2 separate regions of the Mus musculus genome follow, and region 1 is linked to region 2. Evidence: chromatin loops called from intact Hi-C (ENCODE). Cell type or tissue: left cerebral cortex. All regions are shown on one strand. Links, peaks and the distances in the headings refer to the core of each region. The heading gives the core; the rest is flanking DNA.

What was found. Peaks named below come from ENCODE experiments on the same cell type or tissue, not always from the same donor. Only the 100,000 strongest peaks of a DNase experiment are listed, where the experiment ranks them.
Region 1: a loop joins it to region 2, with 9 times the contacts of the local background. A loop is called at or near these places in 4 of 42 quality-filtered maps.

The regions. Positions count from the first base shown.
Region 1 is chr15:27,620,416-27,628,415 of GRCm38, reverse strand. Otulin (OTU deubiquitinase with linear linkage specificity) reads left to right here. Exons shown (of 7, transcript NM_001013792.2): 2 at 5,058-5,134. Among named protein-coding and RNA genes, the nearest start is that of Otulin, 6.3 kb to the left of the region's middle. In left cerebral cortex, for the core only: a CTCF peak has its summit at 7,267; DNase peaks (open chromatin) are centred at 2,709, 2,912, 3,200 and 3,507; H3K27ac peaks cover 1,542 bases.
Region 2 is chr15:25,976,672-25,985,727 of GRCm38, reverse strand. Zfp622 (zinc finger protein 622) reads right to left here and starts at 1,362. Exons shown (of 6, transcript NM_144523.3): 1 at 545-1,362. The coding sequence starts at 1,178. In left cerebral cortex, for the core only: no CTCF peak of the experiment used is centred there; DNase peaks (open chromatin) are centred at 1,435 and 3,557; H3K4me3 peaks cover 1,569 bases; H3K27ac peaks cover 1,324 bases.

The DNA.
Region 1 (8,000 bases), core at 1-8,000, 1.6 Mb before region 2:
GATTGGATATGATTTGAGATATGCTATAGCGTTATTTTTACTACATTTGAGGGAGATTGGTTATGAGTGTAAGTCCTAGGCAGCCTACAGGTGAATTATGAACTTGGGGTTTGGCTCTAGTAGCTCAGCTGTTCTGATTTCTTTTTAATAAGCTCACCGCATTTCACAGGGGAAAGGACTGGGGAAGAGGGACACCCAAACCACATGTATACACTGCCTCCTGCACAAGCCCCAAGGGATGGTCACTGTAAAGCTGGGAGTCCCATTTGAAGAGGCCTGACATTAGACCAGAGTAACTGACCTTGTGCAGGTTCCCCGGCTGCTCACATCACAGGCCTCCTTTGCTCCATCTTCCCTTCCCTTCATCCTTTCATGTGGGGAACCCTTAGACAGTCATACCACGCTATCCTCCTCAAGGGCGTGACCAAACCGGAAGTGGTTAGGGAAGTCACAGACTACCCCGTGCGCCTTCTCAGTCTACTTGAGGATGGGACTGGGGTTTACTCTGAGATTGATGCTGGGTATGCTCTTGTATGGAGGCATACCAGTCGTCTGGGAAGCCCGATGAAATTGAGTGCAAACTTGTGTTTCTAAGCTAAGGTATTCTTCAAGGGTCTGCGAGCACACTCCTCTATGTGTTAGGCTGTTTGCAGGGATTGTCAACCCTCGTTTATGCTGTTTTCTGTCCTTGCCCAGCCTAGCTTCCAGAGTGGGGTAAGAAGGCGTGTAGCTGTGGGGATGTAGTGGACTCCCTCTCCTTTCCTCACGCAAGGAAGACCCCGCTTGAGGAGTCACCCAGGATGTTTCCAGACCTCCTTGTTGCAGGCAGCTGTGTTGTCCTTATGCGCTTCTGGAAGTCACATGGAGCAGGATGAGCTGACATGGAAAGTCCACTTGCAGAAGTGGGTGGAATTTTGGCCTAGGTGCTGGTACTTTCCTGTATGTGTTCTGTTGTTTATCCTCTCTGCAGTCACCAGACTAGACAAAGGCTAGGCCTAGTGGTCTTTACGTTTCTGGGTCTGGGTAGGAAGATGTGTGGTGTCACATTGGTTGACTCCACCTTACCAATACTGCAGAGAGGGCTGGAAAAATGGCTAGTGGTTAAGAGTCCTTGCCGCCCTTGTGTAGGACCTGGTTTAGGCTCTCACTCAGCACTTACAGTTACCACCCGTAACTCCAGTACCAGAGGATCCCGCCCCCTCTTCTGGCCTCAGGATCTAGGCACACGAATGGCATACAGATATGCATTCAGGGAAGCAGTCATGCACATAAAGTAGTAAATACCAAAATAAATGCTGCTTTTTAATAACAAGAAAACAGTAGTGTTTGTAAGCTGTGCATAGACGTTAGAATTGGTTGTTTTCATTTCATGTCTTGAATCAGAAATTGAAAATATGGCTTCATAGAAATCTGTTTCACTGACCTCTGCCTTTAATTTTACAGTTTTCTTGGAAATAGTATAATTTTGTTTGCACTAGTAAGCATTTGCAAACAAGTCTTAGCTGGATTTAGTACTTCTTTCCTGTAATGCCAGCACTCCAAAGGCAGAGTTGGAGAAGGATCAGGAGTTCAAGGCTGGCCTAGCTCAATCTCCCTCCCACAACACACAGACACACACACATACACACACACACACACACACACACACACACTCTTACCTTTAAAATTTGTTGATATGGAAATCTGTGAGCAAAGGAAGAGGTACTAGTTATAATTTAGCATGTACTGGAGCTTACTCAGTTTGGCATGTTGGATTCAGAATAGAGTAGTCTAGCTCATGAGAAAATGGGTAAATAGTATTTATTGGGAACTTGAAAACAGATCCTTTCAAATAATGCCAGGATGCGAAACTAGGAAATTTCTAGTTAGGAGTTATTATCATTTTGGTTTAAAATTTAACTGTACAGTTGAAGTGTAACTAGCATGTCTGGACATGGAGTCATTTCTCACCCTACTGTTTTTTGGCTGTCATGGTTTAGGAGAGAAGTCTTTGCTGTGGTGATCATCTGAGTCTGAGGTCCTTCCCAGAGTGGACATGTCTTTCCCAGTAAAAGTTGCCATTCTTTCAGCTCTGTCAGCATTGATGACTTTATCTTAATATTGCCCCCTTCCTTGCATTGTTTCATTATCTTTCCCTCCCATTACAAAAGAGCTCAGCCCTCCACCAGCTCCACATTCCCAGCGTGGCCAACGCCGCTTTGCAGTTGTTGGCGGCACAGCATTTGTCAGTTCAAGACAGTAGAGCAAAGCAAACCTGCACTTCAGCCCCAAGACACAAGTTCAGTGAAGCCATTGTCGTTTTTTACTTTCCAGTGGGTGAGAGCCAGAGGCTGGGGCATGCTAGCCACGTGCTCCGTCCCTAGGGTTCTCTACGCATAGTTTTTCCCCTGTTCCTTTCTGGTTTCCTTAGGTGGATGCACAGTTCATCCTGGCTCTCACATGCTTTCCTTTCTGACTGTGTGGATCTCCATGACTTAAAGGTGGCCATCTGTTCTCCCAGGACGCACAGCTTTGGGCTCAAATTCGAAGTCTCACATTGCGGCTCACCTTTGGTGGCCAGTGACATTAACAAAATACTGGTGCAAGGATCTGGGTGAAATGTATGGTTGCCGAAGTGATGGCTTCTGCTCGGCTCCTCTTGTGAGAACCGCGTCCTGAGTCACTGCTCTTCCTGCCCGCCCACCGAGTCGGTGCTGCTCTGTCTTGCTGTGCACGCAGCTCTCCTGCCTGTTCTGCTCTTCCCTTCTTCTGGTTCTTTTCCTGTTGCCCTGTGTGAGCATTTGTCTTTGTAAAGTGACCATTTGGATTGCCCTCTCTGGGCACTGGGTTGTGAGGAAGATGAGGGGAGCCAAAAGCTCATCCAGGCTAGCCACAGAATTTGCCTGCAATGCAAATTTATCACAGGCGGTTAGGAGTTAGCTGGAAGAGGAACCGCAGCTCACACAGCCTTCTCACTTAAGCTGAGAAAAGTGAGGGCGAGATTGGGGAAGTGTCATCTGAAGACAGCTTCTGAGAATTTAAATATATTAAGAAAGTGATTTGTTTCAATGACTATTTTAGAGGGTCAGAATTCCTCTGATAGGCGTCATTGTTGGTTGACAGAAAGCTGTTATTAAGTTTATGAGAGAAGGATGAGAACATGTGGTCATATTTTATTTTTGGCCTTTGATCTGTGGTCCCCATGCATCTGTTTGCTTTCCACTTGGGCACAAGCTCTCTGAGTGACATCATGCCTTTTGCTTGAAATGTCACTGCATCATATGATACTTGCTCTCTTACCATCATACTGCTAACACTGTACATACACACTAGAGAGAAGAAAGCTGAGCAATGACCACTGGGCAGATTTTCCATTAGTACTCTCCACATTGGATATATGAAAATTAATAGTAGCCAGCTTTTTTGAGTACTTGTTACTTTAAACCTGTCTCTCTCACAGCAATCCTGTGAAGTAAATACTCCAGGAACTGCTGCACGTAGAGGTAATGAGGACTAGGATACAGAGCAGCTATCTTCTCTCAGTCTGACTGGGTACCCACAGTAACTGTTGCTCTCTGTAGAGTGTGTGCCACAAAGCACATGTCAGGATGTGTTAGCAAAGAGGCGGGTCACGATTCTGAATCCGCTGGGACAAGAGAATGCCTGGAGCGAGTCCCTGTAAAACATGTAGGGTAGTTGTGAGTAACTGTTTGGGTTGAACTCTGAGTAGTGCATAGGAGAATAATCAGAGCTGTGCTGGAGGGAAGGGGTGGGTAAGGCGCATTCATATATATTTACATATATATGTAAATGACAAGGTCTTGCTATAGTCCAGGCTGGTTTTGATATCAAGATCTCCATCCACAGCTTCTTGAGTACTGGGATTATAAGCATGTACCACCACGTCTGCAAGGGGCAGATTTAGACATTTGTTCTCTCATACGTGGGAAACACTGGATGAGTTCATGAGGTTCTGGTTAGATTCACTCTTACCTCCGTTCTTTGTCTTTCTCTCCTGAGACTCTGGTCTTCCTCCCAGCTCTGTCTGCTAGGCCATGTCCAAGAAGGAAGAGATCAGAAGCAGGAGTACCTTGCTTACTTGGTTAGTTATATCTGAGCCTGGCACCTCTGCCTTCCTGGATTCCATTGTGTTTGAAGCTCCTCTTTCTTCCGTCTGCTGGGAGGATGGAGCAGTGTCATGGGAAGTACAGGGAGATGGAAGTCTGCACACTCCTAGTGTGGCCTCTCCTGATTTTAAGCTCAGTGTGTTGCTATTCCTTCAGATGAACTTGCTTCTTCTAGTTCCTGAGCCTCAGACTCCCTAGCTTGCCTTGCATAGCTGCCTTTCCAGCTATCCCAGAACTTCCTTGTTTGTACCATTTCCCCTCTGCTCCCTTCTGGTCTTTCACATACACAGTTTGTGTTCTGTCCCCTTTATTGTCATTTTGGGGTGAATATTATTTTCAAGGTGCTGGGATTAATACTAAAGTTGGCACATGCAGGGCAGCTCTAGCCAAGCCTCTAAATTTTTAAGGAAAGGGAGGTGTTTTCAAAGTGGGAGCCACATTCATTATCTTTGCCTGGAATTTTACCCTCTTCCTAATACTTACTAGTTACTGAAGACACCTTGGGAAGTGGATATATTCTTAAAGATGTTGTTCATTAGTAGTAGTCATTAAACTATGTGGGAACATAGTGTCATCTGGGTGGTTGGCTGGTGGCTGGTGAGGGAACAAGAGAATCTTTGAGGAAGATTTTTAGCTTATGGGGCTTTGTAATGATTCTCTCTTTTCATGTTCAGAGTTAGTTGCCGTCAGATTTACTCGTAATATGTTATAAAAGTGGGCATTCTGTGTAAATGCTGTGTACACAGCACTTGTTTTTGTTCTCAGCACATGGAGGAGCCATTCAGGAGAGTCCCTGACTTGGATGCATGCCTGTAGATTTTAGTTCGGTTGACCTTGGAGTCATGTAAAATCTCCATGTCATAGCATTTCGTAAGCAGCTGTATATTGTCACACAGTGGGAAATGTCAGTGCAACAAGAGTTTGAAAATATCTACTTTGGTGTGATTTCAGCGAGGAGGACATGTACCGTGCTGCAGATGAAATAGAAAAGGAGAAAGAATTGCTAATACATGAAAGAGGGATATCAGGTATGTGTGGAACTGTTTTGTCTGTAGACTTTCTTGTCATAGATAACTAGTTAGATCAGCACGCCCGCGTTCATGAAATGCGGCCTGTAATTCCTACAAGTCCTCTCATACATCCAGTCTCTTCTACACGAACTACTCACTTGGCTGAAATAGACGTAGGGAAGACTCTGCCCCGCGTCTCTTTAGTCTGCCGTCTCTCAGCTTGGCTCTTTACATCCTTAGAAGAGTTTGGATTTGAACACATTGGTCATTTTCAGTTGCAAGATGTTTTGAGAAGTTAGCCGTACACTTATCCTTGACGAGGGCCCGGTGCCTCTAATGACTGTGGCACAATGACCATGTGCTTGAGAACGCCGGCCACTGTGTGGCTCTGCCGTCTGTAGCTCTTCCAGCTTGCTCTTCTCATTCCTGGTGTGACTCCAAGTGAAGTGTGGCCTTCCTCTGCAGGTCGGCCTGTGCAGAGGCTGAGGAGAGATCTCCACAGAGTGCCTATGAATGAATGGAACTCTCACTGCTTGTGTGATTCTCATGCTCTGCCTCTCTATTAGAATGGCTTCTGTCCCTGTGGCTAACAAAAGTGTTATTGTAATTAGGATACGTACGGTTTGGTAATGGTTTCTGATTCTTCCTCCAGAGCTGATCCCTATGAAGCAGCAGGGATGTTTTGTAGTGACCCTCCTTAGAACTTCATAGGATGCTCAGTCTTCATGGCTGCCTTGCTCCAAATCACTCGGCTTACATAGCATCGTTTGATAATGCTGTAGACCCTCTGTTTTCCTCTTCCACCTCCGGGGCTCGGTTTTGATTTGACCCACCCTCCCTCTTTCTTTCTTTCTTTCTTTCTTTCCTTCTTTCCTTCTTTCTTTCTTTCTTTCTTTCTTTCTTTCTTTCTTTCTTTCTTTCTCTCTCTCTCTCTCTCTTTCCTTTTTTTTTTTTTTTTTTTTCTCGAGACAGGGTTTCTCTGTTCCCTTGGCTGTCCTGGAACTCACTCTGTAGACCAGGCTGGCCTTGAACTCAGAGATCTGCCTGCCTCTGCCTCCTGAGTGCTGGGATTAAAGGCGTGCACCATCACCTCCTGGCTGACTTTCTTTTGTCCAGCATTGTTCCCACACAGTGCCCAACTATTTAGTGAGTTTGGTGAAGTGTGTTTTCAGTCTCACGGTACTCCTCATAGCTCACTGCCCTTCCTCAGTGTCCTGTAGGCGCTCTGCCTCCTCCATGGCAGGGCACAGTGCTTACTGCGACCTGTAAGAAAGCTCTCATGCTTTTGTAGGTGAATTTAGCTCAGTGAAGGCTTTCCACACCTTGACCTGTCCAGTTTTGTAAATGCAGTTCTTTTGGAACTTATAAGCTTATGTTTGATTTGGGAGCTTTCATGCAAACTGAGGAGTTGCCAAACCATGTGCCCCTAAAACCCTGGTGATTTTCTACCAGACCCATTGTAGAAGAAGTTTGAGATCCCAGTGCTAGTCTGTCCTGAATGTTCCAGGTTCCTGGAGGAGTCCCAGTTTGTTTCTTATCCTTTGAGGTCTGATTATTGTATTTGTCACGTATGTGGTGCTTGCTTATCTGACTGCCTGTTTTCCACTCTTGAGGTTTTTTTTTTTTTACTTCCCTTACTTATTATTGTTGTTGTTGTTATTATTATTATTATTATTATTATTTTCTTTTCTTGGTTTTGTCAAAAGAACTAGTCTTCTTCCTTGAAGCAGCAATGGAAGCCTGTGTAGTTTAGTTAGATGGAGGGAGTTGTGCTCAGTGGGCTGACGAGGTCAAACACTGCCTCCTCCTGTGCCTCCATCCCCTAGCTTAGTCAGCATGTGGGACCTGCTGTGCCTCCCAGACACAGAAGCCTGCTGGGATTCAGGTAACATTATGTTGTAGCTATGCAAGTACTTAAGTTCTCCAAGCCTCTTACCTTATGCTGACCTCTGATTCAGGACAGGATCGGGCTTCTGGCTTGTTCTCCAGCTTTTATAAGACCCCTGGGCCAGCCTTAACCCTGTGATCTGAGATGGTAGGACTCCCCAGCCTTGCCCAGGGGTCAGTCTTAGTGTGTCTGCAAGTGAGGACAGCAGTGGAGGAGACAGGAAGGAAGACTTATTGTCTGGAAGCCCGTCCTCTGCTGGTGAAGTACCTTCTTCCCAGGCGTACAGCCCTCCCTGACAAGAACTGATGGCCCAGAAGGGTCCTGACTGTGTAATAGCAGTTCTTCCTGTCTGGGGGGCATGTGAGTGGGGAGGCAGATACATGTGAGTACTTCCTTATTCTAAGTAGCCTCCTAAACATTATCTCTTGAATTTCACAGAGTAACAGTGGTTGTTTTCATGTCTAGGTTAATCACTATGTACTACACACAGAACTCTGTCTGTGCATGGATTATGCAACCTTTTGTAAAAGGTTGTTTTTTTTTTTTCTTTGAGAAATGAACAATGAGGTGGTTTTTTTGAATAAGCAGTTTTTACAGTTTACTTTAAAACAAATTGTACTCCCTAAACTCTAGGGAGGCTTCGGTGTTCCTGGGTCAGTGGCTTCCACCATGCTCTGGCTTGTAAGTGCTTGTGGTCCTTTCCTCTTCCATCTCTGATGCCCACTGGGGCGGAGTCCTGGCCTCATTCCCTCTCAGCTCCATTCCTGGCACAGTGCTTGGCACGGTTAGACCTTCAGGGACTATTTGTTGAATTGAGTGAAACACGTATGTACAAGACATGTAGACTCTATGTGTTCTAGGTTCATTTCCTAAAACAATTGCTAATATCTCTATCCTCAAAAGTTTTAAAAAGGAGCCAAGATGAACCTGAAAATTGCCTAATTTCTTTTTGAAATCACAAATTGTCATATGCATACATATACATAATCATAGGCA
Region 2 (9,056 bases), core at 445-8,444:
AATCCCCAAATACTGTTCCCTTTCGGGTCCACACGAAGTTTGGTGCGTCCGGGAGCAAGCATAAGAATGGAGGTCTACAGCCCGGCAGTGGTGGCACTCGCCTTTAACCCCAGCACTTGGGAGGCAGAGGCAGGGGGATTTCTAAAGTTTAAGGCCAGCCTGGTCTACAGAGTGAGTTCCAGGACAGCCAGGGCTACACAGAGAAACCCTGTCTCGAAAAACCAAAAAAACACCAAAAAAGTATGGAGGCCTACAATCCATCTGCTTAACTAGTTAAAAGTCATAAACCAGGAAACATCTTTAAATCCAGGCGGGATGCCCTGGGCCTGGAACCCCACTCCCTCAAAGGCTGCGGTAAAAGGATAAGAAGAAAGTCAGGGTCCAGCCTGGGAATGGATGTCGCAAAGGTAAACACTGAAGAAGGCTCGGGCTGGGGGCCTCAGGGGAGGGCGACATCGCTGAACGTGGACCCAGCCCTTCGTCTCCATCGCGATGTCTCCCGGAGCCTCCCGCTCGCCCCAACCCCGACAGGACCCTTACCTACCTTCGTCTTCGTCGTCTTCCTCCTCTTCCTCTCCCTCCTCCTCTCCGTCCTCCCACTGCTGCTTCGCCAGCTTCTTCGCCTGCTGTTCGAACCACTGGAGCCGGGGCGGCTTCTCCGTCGGGTCTCGCTCCGGGACGCCCCGTGCGCCCGCCGCCGCCCTCCCGCACTCGTCCGTGGGCACGAAGGGCGCTTTCTTGGGGGACGTGGAGGGCTGGGCCTTGATGGCCTGCTGGATGGCGGCGTTCACGGCGTCCTTGTCGACGCCGTCCGCGCCCAGCCCCTTCTCCAGGTTCTTGGCGTTCAGCAGCTCCACGCGCCGGCTCGCGGCCCGCACCGCCTTCCGCTCCAGCTCGGCGTGCCGCCGGGAGCCGAGGTGGTTCTCGTAGGCGTTGAAGGTGGCGAACTTCTTGCCGCACGCCGTGCAGTAGGTGGCCGCGCCCTTGCTCGCCTCCGCCGCCTCGGCCACCGCGCGCTGCGCCCGCACCCGCTCCTGGAAGCCCTCGGCCGTCACCGGGGCCATGGCGGCCACCTTGCGCCGCAGGTTGTAGCGGTGCCAGTCCGTCTTGTAGTGCGCCCGCTGCAGCTCCGCGTCGCGGAACGCCACCCGGCAGGTGATGCACGTGAGAGCCGCCATCCCCGGGCCCGGAAGACAGAGACGACCCAGCCGAGAACCTTCTAAGCCTGACCGGCCGCCTTCTAGTCCCACAAACGCAGAGAACCTCCTTCGCCCACAGCCAGGAAAAGACACACCAGACACCAGCTTCCGGGCTCTAAGTGAGGGAACTTCCGAGTTCTAAGTGAGGGAACTTCCGACTCGCACAGGAAACTCTTGGCAGCTGGCTTAAGAAGGCCCGCCTGGGTCCCCGGAAATGACGAAGTTTCATGTCGCTCTCTTCGCGCCTGGATCCGCCCTGTCAATCAAAGGTGGGCGTGTGCCTGGAGGATGCCGCTGCCTCCTGAGGGCTTAGCGGTTGTGTCGCTTGCCGTGACGAGGTCAGAGGGATGGGCTTGTGAGGGAAAGAAGGGCGTGGGTGCCTGGGATGGTTCTGGGACTGCTCTTGAGAGATGGATCCCGTCAAGACTGTCTCTCGCGCCTCTGGAAAGGGGGATCAAACGTGGCGACAGCGTGGAACTTCCGGAGGCCAAACCGACCCAAGCTCTTTGCAGCGAAGGGGGCGGTCAGAGCTCTTGAACAGAAAAGATTCCCTGCTGGGAGCCGAAAGTACAGCCTAGCCACTGTCCCACAAAATATAATCCGAGCCACATGTGAGATTTTTAAATCCAAGTAGCCATATAAAAAGTCAAAGTAGAGACTATGCCCGGGCCTAACAAACACAGAAGTGGATGCTCACAGTCAGCTATTGGATGGATCACAGGGCCCCCAGTGGAGGAGCTAGAGAAAGTAACCTTATAGGTGGAACAACAATATGAACTAACCATTACCCCCAGAGCTCGTGTCTCTAGCTGCATATGTATCAGAAGATGGCCTAGTTGGCCATCAGTGGAAAGAGAGGCCCATTGGACTTGCAAACTTTATATGCCCCAGTACAGGGGAACGCCAGGACCAAAAAGTGGGAGTGGATGGGTAGGGGAGTGGGTGGGGGACCGTGTGGGGGACTTTTGGGATAGCATTGGAAATGTAAATGAAATAAATACCTAATAAAAACAAACAAACAAAAAAGTCAAACTAGGTGAAGTTGCTTTTAATGATCGAAATACTCTTTCAGCATCTAAAACTTTAAAAGGATCTATCTGTGATTTTACGCTCCATCGTGGGTACTAAACCTTGGAGACCCTGTGTGTATAACAGCAGCAATTCATATCAGTTCGATTTTTTTTTTCTTGAGACAGGGTTTCTCTGTGTAGCCCTGGCTGTCCTGGAACTCACTCTGTAGACCAGGCTGGCCTCGACCTTCAGAAATCCACCTGCCTCTGCCTCCCAAGTGCTTGGATTAAAGGCGTATGCCACCACTGCCTGGCAAATCCTCTGTTCTATCCCTGCCTTTAACTCACCCTGATTCAATGTCAATTGTTCTAACAGGTTAAGCAAGTATATTTTTGGTATTGTGTTAGAAATCCGTTGCTATGCTATTCTGCCTGAATATCTTTCTGCCAGCTTGCTCCCTTTTGTAAACCTTTGCCCAAATGCCTTTGGGGGGGGGGGGGTTCTAGAGCCTTTTGTCAAAAATAATGCCAGTATTTTTTTTGTGTTGTTGTTGTTTTTGTTATTATTATAATTATATCCCAAATGTTGCCCTCTCCTAGTCCCCTTCACAGAGTTCTTTCCCCTATACTCCCTCCCCTTCACCTCAGAGAGGGTGACCCCCCTCCTGCAAAGCCCCTCCCTGGGGTATCAAGTCTCTAGAGGATTAGGCACATGCTCTGGCACTGAGGCCAAACAATGCAATCCTCTGCTACATACTGCTGCAACACCCCATTTCTTAAGTCCTTACTAGGTATTGCTTTTTATCACTGTTATCTGTTGTGCTATATTGAATCACTAGTATTTAGCATCAAAACATTCAGTTTCTGCAAGGCAAGCGTGCCCGAGTTAGGTGGTTCTTATGTACTCTCACATGAGTTCATGGTGAACCTGTGGCGAAGGCTGAAGTAACCTGAAGGGTTAGTATTTTACCATGGCTGGAGGAGTCTCATCAGAGAAGACTCGCTTGGCTAATAGTAAGAGATGTTCTTTCCTTGTCAATTGAATCTCCCCATAGTAATATTTGTCTTCATAGGGTGGCAGTTAGCTTCCCTTTTGCCTGTGCAGTTCTGGTGTTGACTAAGTACTTTATTTATTTATTTATTTATTTTGGTTTTTTGAGACAGGGTTTCTCTGTATAGCCCTGGCTGTCCTGGAGCTCACTTTGTAGACCAGGCTGGCCTCGAACTCCGAAATCCACCTGCCTCTGCCTCCCAAGTGCTGGGATTAAAGGCGTTCGCCACCACACCCGGCTCCCTGACTAAGTACTTTTACAGTATTCTCAGCTCATCTAATGTGAAAGGCCTGGTCAGAAGTCCATGAAGAACAGCGGAGTGGGGCCAGGTGGACTTTATGGATTGCTTTGAGAGAGCAGCTACTACTAGTGTTTGTTATTTTCTCCCAGGCTTAGCAATGGAAGTCCTGCATCCAGGGAAACCTTATAATTATGCACAAATCAGAAGGCCTAGTCATACATCATGTTAGTCATCTTGAGTATAAGTTCCGTGAAAACAGGCTTCCCTTTCATGGCCCCATACCCAACACTAGAATAATACCAGGGCAGAGTCTATTCAGTGTTTCTTAAAACTGCGATTTTGTAGTGCAAAGGTAAAATCTCATTTTTTTTCTTTGTTGCAGAAAGTTTTTATTTCGAGATTATATAGAAATTTTGGAATAACTTTCTAAACATCTCATTTTGAGAAATATATCTAGTATTCCTCACCAGCTGAAGTGAGCAAAATATATGTATTTTCAAGTCTCCATGAAAAGCAGAAATTAGCTATATAAAGAAAAGCATTTCTAGATTTTTTTTTCCTATTTGATTTTGCATTTGTTGCTATCCTTGATTTCCTCTCTGCTTGCTCTTGTTTATTTTCACAATCCTATTTAGCATCTTCGGCTTCTCAGTACCCTTTACTTTTCCTCTTCAGAGCACCACTGCTCCCTCCATTGATTCTGTAGTGAACTCGAGAGAACAGACTGTGGTCAGTCTAGTTTGTCCTCTGCTAGGGGTGTAGCCTTAGTCTATTTACCACTTGTTAATTATGCTTGCTATTATTTAGATATGGTATATCCCTTAAAGGTTCTAGGGCCAGAATTTTGTTCCCCAGTGTAACAGTGTTGGAAGGCAATGGAACACTTAAGAGGTAATTAAGTCATAGGAGCTTTACCTTAATGAGTGGATTCATGTTTTTGTCAAGAAACTAGTATTAGATGGGTCACTACAAGAGTTGACCAAAGCCTCATCAGATCCTTCCTACTACAAAAGGCTATACTCAACAAAACTGGAAAACCTGGATGAAATGGACAATTTCCTAGACAGATACCAGGTACCAAAGTTAAATCAGGATCAGATTAACGATCTTAACAGTCCCATCTCCCCTAAAGAAATAGAAGCAGTCATTAATAGTCTTCCAACCAAAAAAAGCCCAGGACCAGATGGGTTTAGTGCAGAGTTCTATCAGACCTTCAAAGAAGACCTAATTTCAATTCTCCTCAAACTATTCCACAAAATAGAAACAGAAGGTATTCTACCCAATTCACTCTGATACCTAAACCACATAAAGACCCAACAAAGAGAACTTCAGACCAATTTCCCTTATGAATACCAATGCAAAAATACTCAATAAAATTCTCGGAAACCGAATCCAAGAACACATGAAAATGATCATCCATCGTGATCAAGTAGGCTTCATCCCAGGGATACAGGGAATATTTAATATACAGAAATTCATCAATGTAATCCACTATATAAACAAACTCAAAGACAAAAAAAAAAACACATGATCATCTCATTAGATGCTGAGAAAGCATTTGACAAAATCCAACACCCATTCATGATAAAAGTCTTGGAAAGATCAGGAAGTCAAGGCCCATACCTAAACATCAATAAATTCCTTTACTATTTAGAGACTACCCATAAATTCTGTTGACTCTTGAGAACCCTGATTAATACAGAAGTTGGTAAAAGCAATATACAGCTAACCAGTAGCCAACAATAAACTAAATGGAAAGAAACTTGAAGCAATCCCACTAAAATCTGGGACTAGGCAAGGCTGCCCACTTTCTCCCTACCTATTCAATATAGTACTTGAAGTCCTAGCCAGAGCAATTAGATGACAAAAGGAGATCAGGGGGATACAAATTGGAAAGGAAGAAGTCAAAATATCACTATTTGCAGATGATATGATAGTATATATAAGTAACCCTAAAAATTCCACTGGAGAACTCTTAAACCTGATAAACAGCTTCAGCTGGATATAAAATTAACTCAGTCAGTGGCTTTTCTCTACACAAAGGATAAACAGGCTGAGAAAGAAATTAGGGAAACAACACCCTTCACAATAGTCACAAATAATATAAAATACCTTGGTGTGACTCTTAACTAAGGAAGTGAAAGATCTGTATGATAAGAACTTCAATCTCTGAAGAAAGAAATCGAAGAAGATCTCAGAAGATGGAAAGATCTCCATGCTCATGGATTGGCAGGATTAATATAGTAAAAATGGCTATCTTGCCGAAAGCAATCTACATTCAATGCAATCCCCATGTAGTGGATATTCCTGGTTGTCAACTTGACTATATCTGGAAGGAACTACAATCCAGAATTGGAAGGCTCACCAATGACTGCAATCTGGAGACTGGGAGATAGAAGTTTCTGGCCTGGATCTTGGTATGGAGATCTTGAGGCCTAGTGGCTATTGACTCCAGAAGATTAAGACCGGGAGATCTCCAAGTTCAAGGTCATCTGGGATTAAAGGTGTGGTAGCACACACCTTTAATCTGGGCTATACCTTCTGCTGGAGACTATACATTGGAAGAAGGAAGGCTCTCTCTCACTCCTTTGCCTGCTTGTCATGTTGGACTGAGCAACTGCTAGATCCTTGGACTTCCATTCACAGCTGCTACTGACCATTGTTGGGAGTTTGACTGCAGACTGTAAGTCATCAATAAATTCCTTTACTATTTAGAGACTACCCATAAATTCTGTTGACTCTTGAGAACCCTGATTAATACAGAAGTTGGTACCAGGGGTGGGGTATTCCTGTGACAACCTGACCATGTTTTGGGGATGACTGTGGAAGGACTTTGGAACTTTGGAACTTCCCTTGGTGATGAACAGCAGTATGGAACTGTAAGCTGAAGAAACCCTTTCTTCCCCAACTTGCTTTTTGGTCATGATGTTTGTGCAGGAATAGAAACTCTAAGACACCCCATCAAAATTCCAACTCAATTCTTCACAGAATTAGAAAGGGCAGTTTGCAAATTCATCTGGAATAACAAAAAACCTAGAATAGCAAAAACTGTTCTCAACAATAAAAGAACCTCTGGTGGAATCACCATGCCTGACCTCAAGCCGTACTACAGATCAATTGTGATAAAAACTGCATGGTACTGGTACAGCGACAGACAGGTAGATCAATGGAATAGAATTGAAGACCCAGAAAAGAACCCACACACCTATGGTCACTTGATCTTTGACAAAGGAGCTAAAACCATCAAGTGGGAAAAAAGCATTCAAAACAAATGGTGCTGGCACAACTGGTGGTTATCATGTAGAAGAATGCGAATTGATCCATTCCTATCTCCTTGTACAAAGCTCAAGTCTAAGTGGATCAAGGAACTCCACATAAAACCAGAGACACTAAAACTTACAGAGTAGAAAGTGGGGAAAAGCCTTGAAAATATGAGCACAGGGGAAAAATTCCTGAACAGAACAGCAATGGCTTGTGCTGTAAGATCAAGAATCGACAAATGGTACCTCATAAGATTGCAAAGCTTTTCTAAGGCAAAAGACACTGTCAATAAGACAAAAAGGCCATCAACAGATTAGGAAAGGATCTTTACCAATCCTAAATCCGATAGGGGACTAATATCTAATACAAAGAACTCAAGAAGCTGGACACTAGAAAATCAAATAACCCTATTTAAAAATGGGGTACAGAGCTAAACAAAGAATTCTCAACTGAGGAATACCAAATGGCAGAGAAGCACCTGAAAAAATGTTCAACATCCTTAATCATCAAGGAAATGCAGATCAAAACAATCCTAAGATTCCACCTCACACCAGTCAGAATGGCTAAGATCAAAATTTCAGGTGACAGCAGATGCTGGCGAAGATGTGGTGAAAGAGGAACATTCCTCCATTGCTGGTGGGATTGCAAGCTGGTACAACTACTCTGGAAATCAGTCTGGCAGTTCTTCAGAAAATTAGACATAGTAATACCAGAAGATCAAGCAGTATCTCTCCTGGGCATATACCCAGAAGATTTTCCAACTGGTAATAAGGACACATGCTCCACTATGTTCATAGCAGCCTTATTTATAATAGCCAGAAGCTGGAAAGAACCCAGATGTCCCTCAACAGAGGAATGGATACAGAAAATGTGGTACATTTACACAGTGGAGTACTACTCAGATATTAAAAACAATAAATTTATGAAATTCTTAGGTAAATGTATGGATCTGAAGGATATCATCCTGAGTGAGGTAACCCAATCACAAAAGAACTCACATAATATGCACTCACTGATAAGTGGATATTAGCCCCAAAACTTAAAATACTCAAGATACAATTTGCAAAACACATGAAACCCAAGAAGAAGGAAGACCAAAGTGTGGATACTTCATTCTTCCTTAGAATGGGAAACAAAATGCCCATGGAGGGAATTACATAGACAAAGTTTGGAGCTGAGATGGAAGGAAGAACCATCCAGAGACTGCTCCACCCTGGGAACCATCCCATAAACAGCCACCAATCCCAGACACTATTGCATATGACAGCAAGATTTTGCTGACAGGATCGTGATATAGCTGTCTCTTGTGAGGCTATGCCAGTGCCTGGCAAATACAGAAGTGGATGCTCACAGTCATCTATTAGATGGAACACAGGGCCCCCAATGGAGGAGCTAGAGAAAGTACCCAAGGAGCTGAAGGGGTCTGCAACCCTATAGGAGGAACAACAATATGAACTAACCAGTACCCCGGAGCTCTGGACTCTAGCTGCATATGTAGCAGAAGATGGCCTAGTCGGCCATCATTGGGAGGAGAGGCCCTTGGTCTTGCAAAGATTATATGCCCCGGTACAGGGGAATGCTAGGGCCAGGAAGGGGGAGTCGGTGGGTTGGGGAACAGGGTGGGTGGAGGGTATAGGGGACATTCGGGATAGCGTTTGAAATGTAAATGAAGAAAATATCCAATTAAAAATATAAAAAAGAGAGTTGCCCATTGAACCTTAGTCAGCCTCCCCCATGACCATGTGATACCTAGCTTCCACATACATCCACTTTAACTTCTAATTTTCTTCCACATGTGGTCCAGCAGTTCATCCATCAGTGCCAACTCAATAGATGTCAATTCCATACTCTTGGACCTCTAGAACTGAGAACCTAATCAATTTATTTATAAACTTACCAGCCTCGGGAGTTCTGTTATTGAAGCAAGAAGTAGACTAAGTCATCTATGAAATGTAGGATCTTGAAGATTAAACAGAATACTGTTACTTAGGCTACCATAGAGGGACAGGTAGTGTAAAGGTTTGTAGTCCTATCTAGTCTTTTTCAGGCCCTTTGGGTTGGCTGCAATATACAAGCAACCAATCACAATATGCAAATGAAAAGCTCAGGTATAGTCTAGTAAAAGTTTATTTACAAGTTCTGTAATTTAAAATACAGATAGACTAATGGCTTGTGCCTAAAATCCCAGCACTTAGGTGGCTGAGGCAGGCAGATTGCCATGAATTTAAGACCTGCCTGTGCTAAGAGAATGGGACCCTGTCTCAAAGAGTTAAGTTTATTTTTAGTATACATC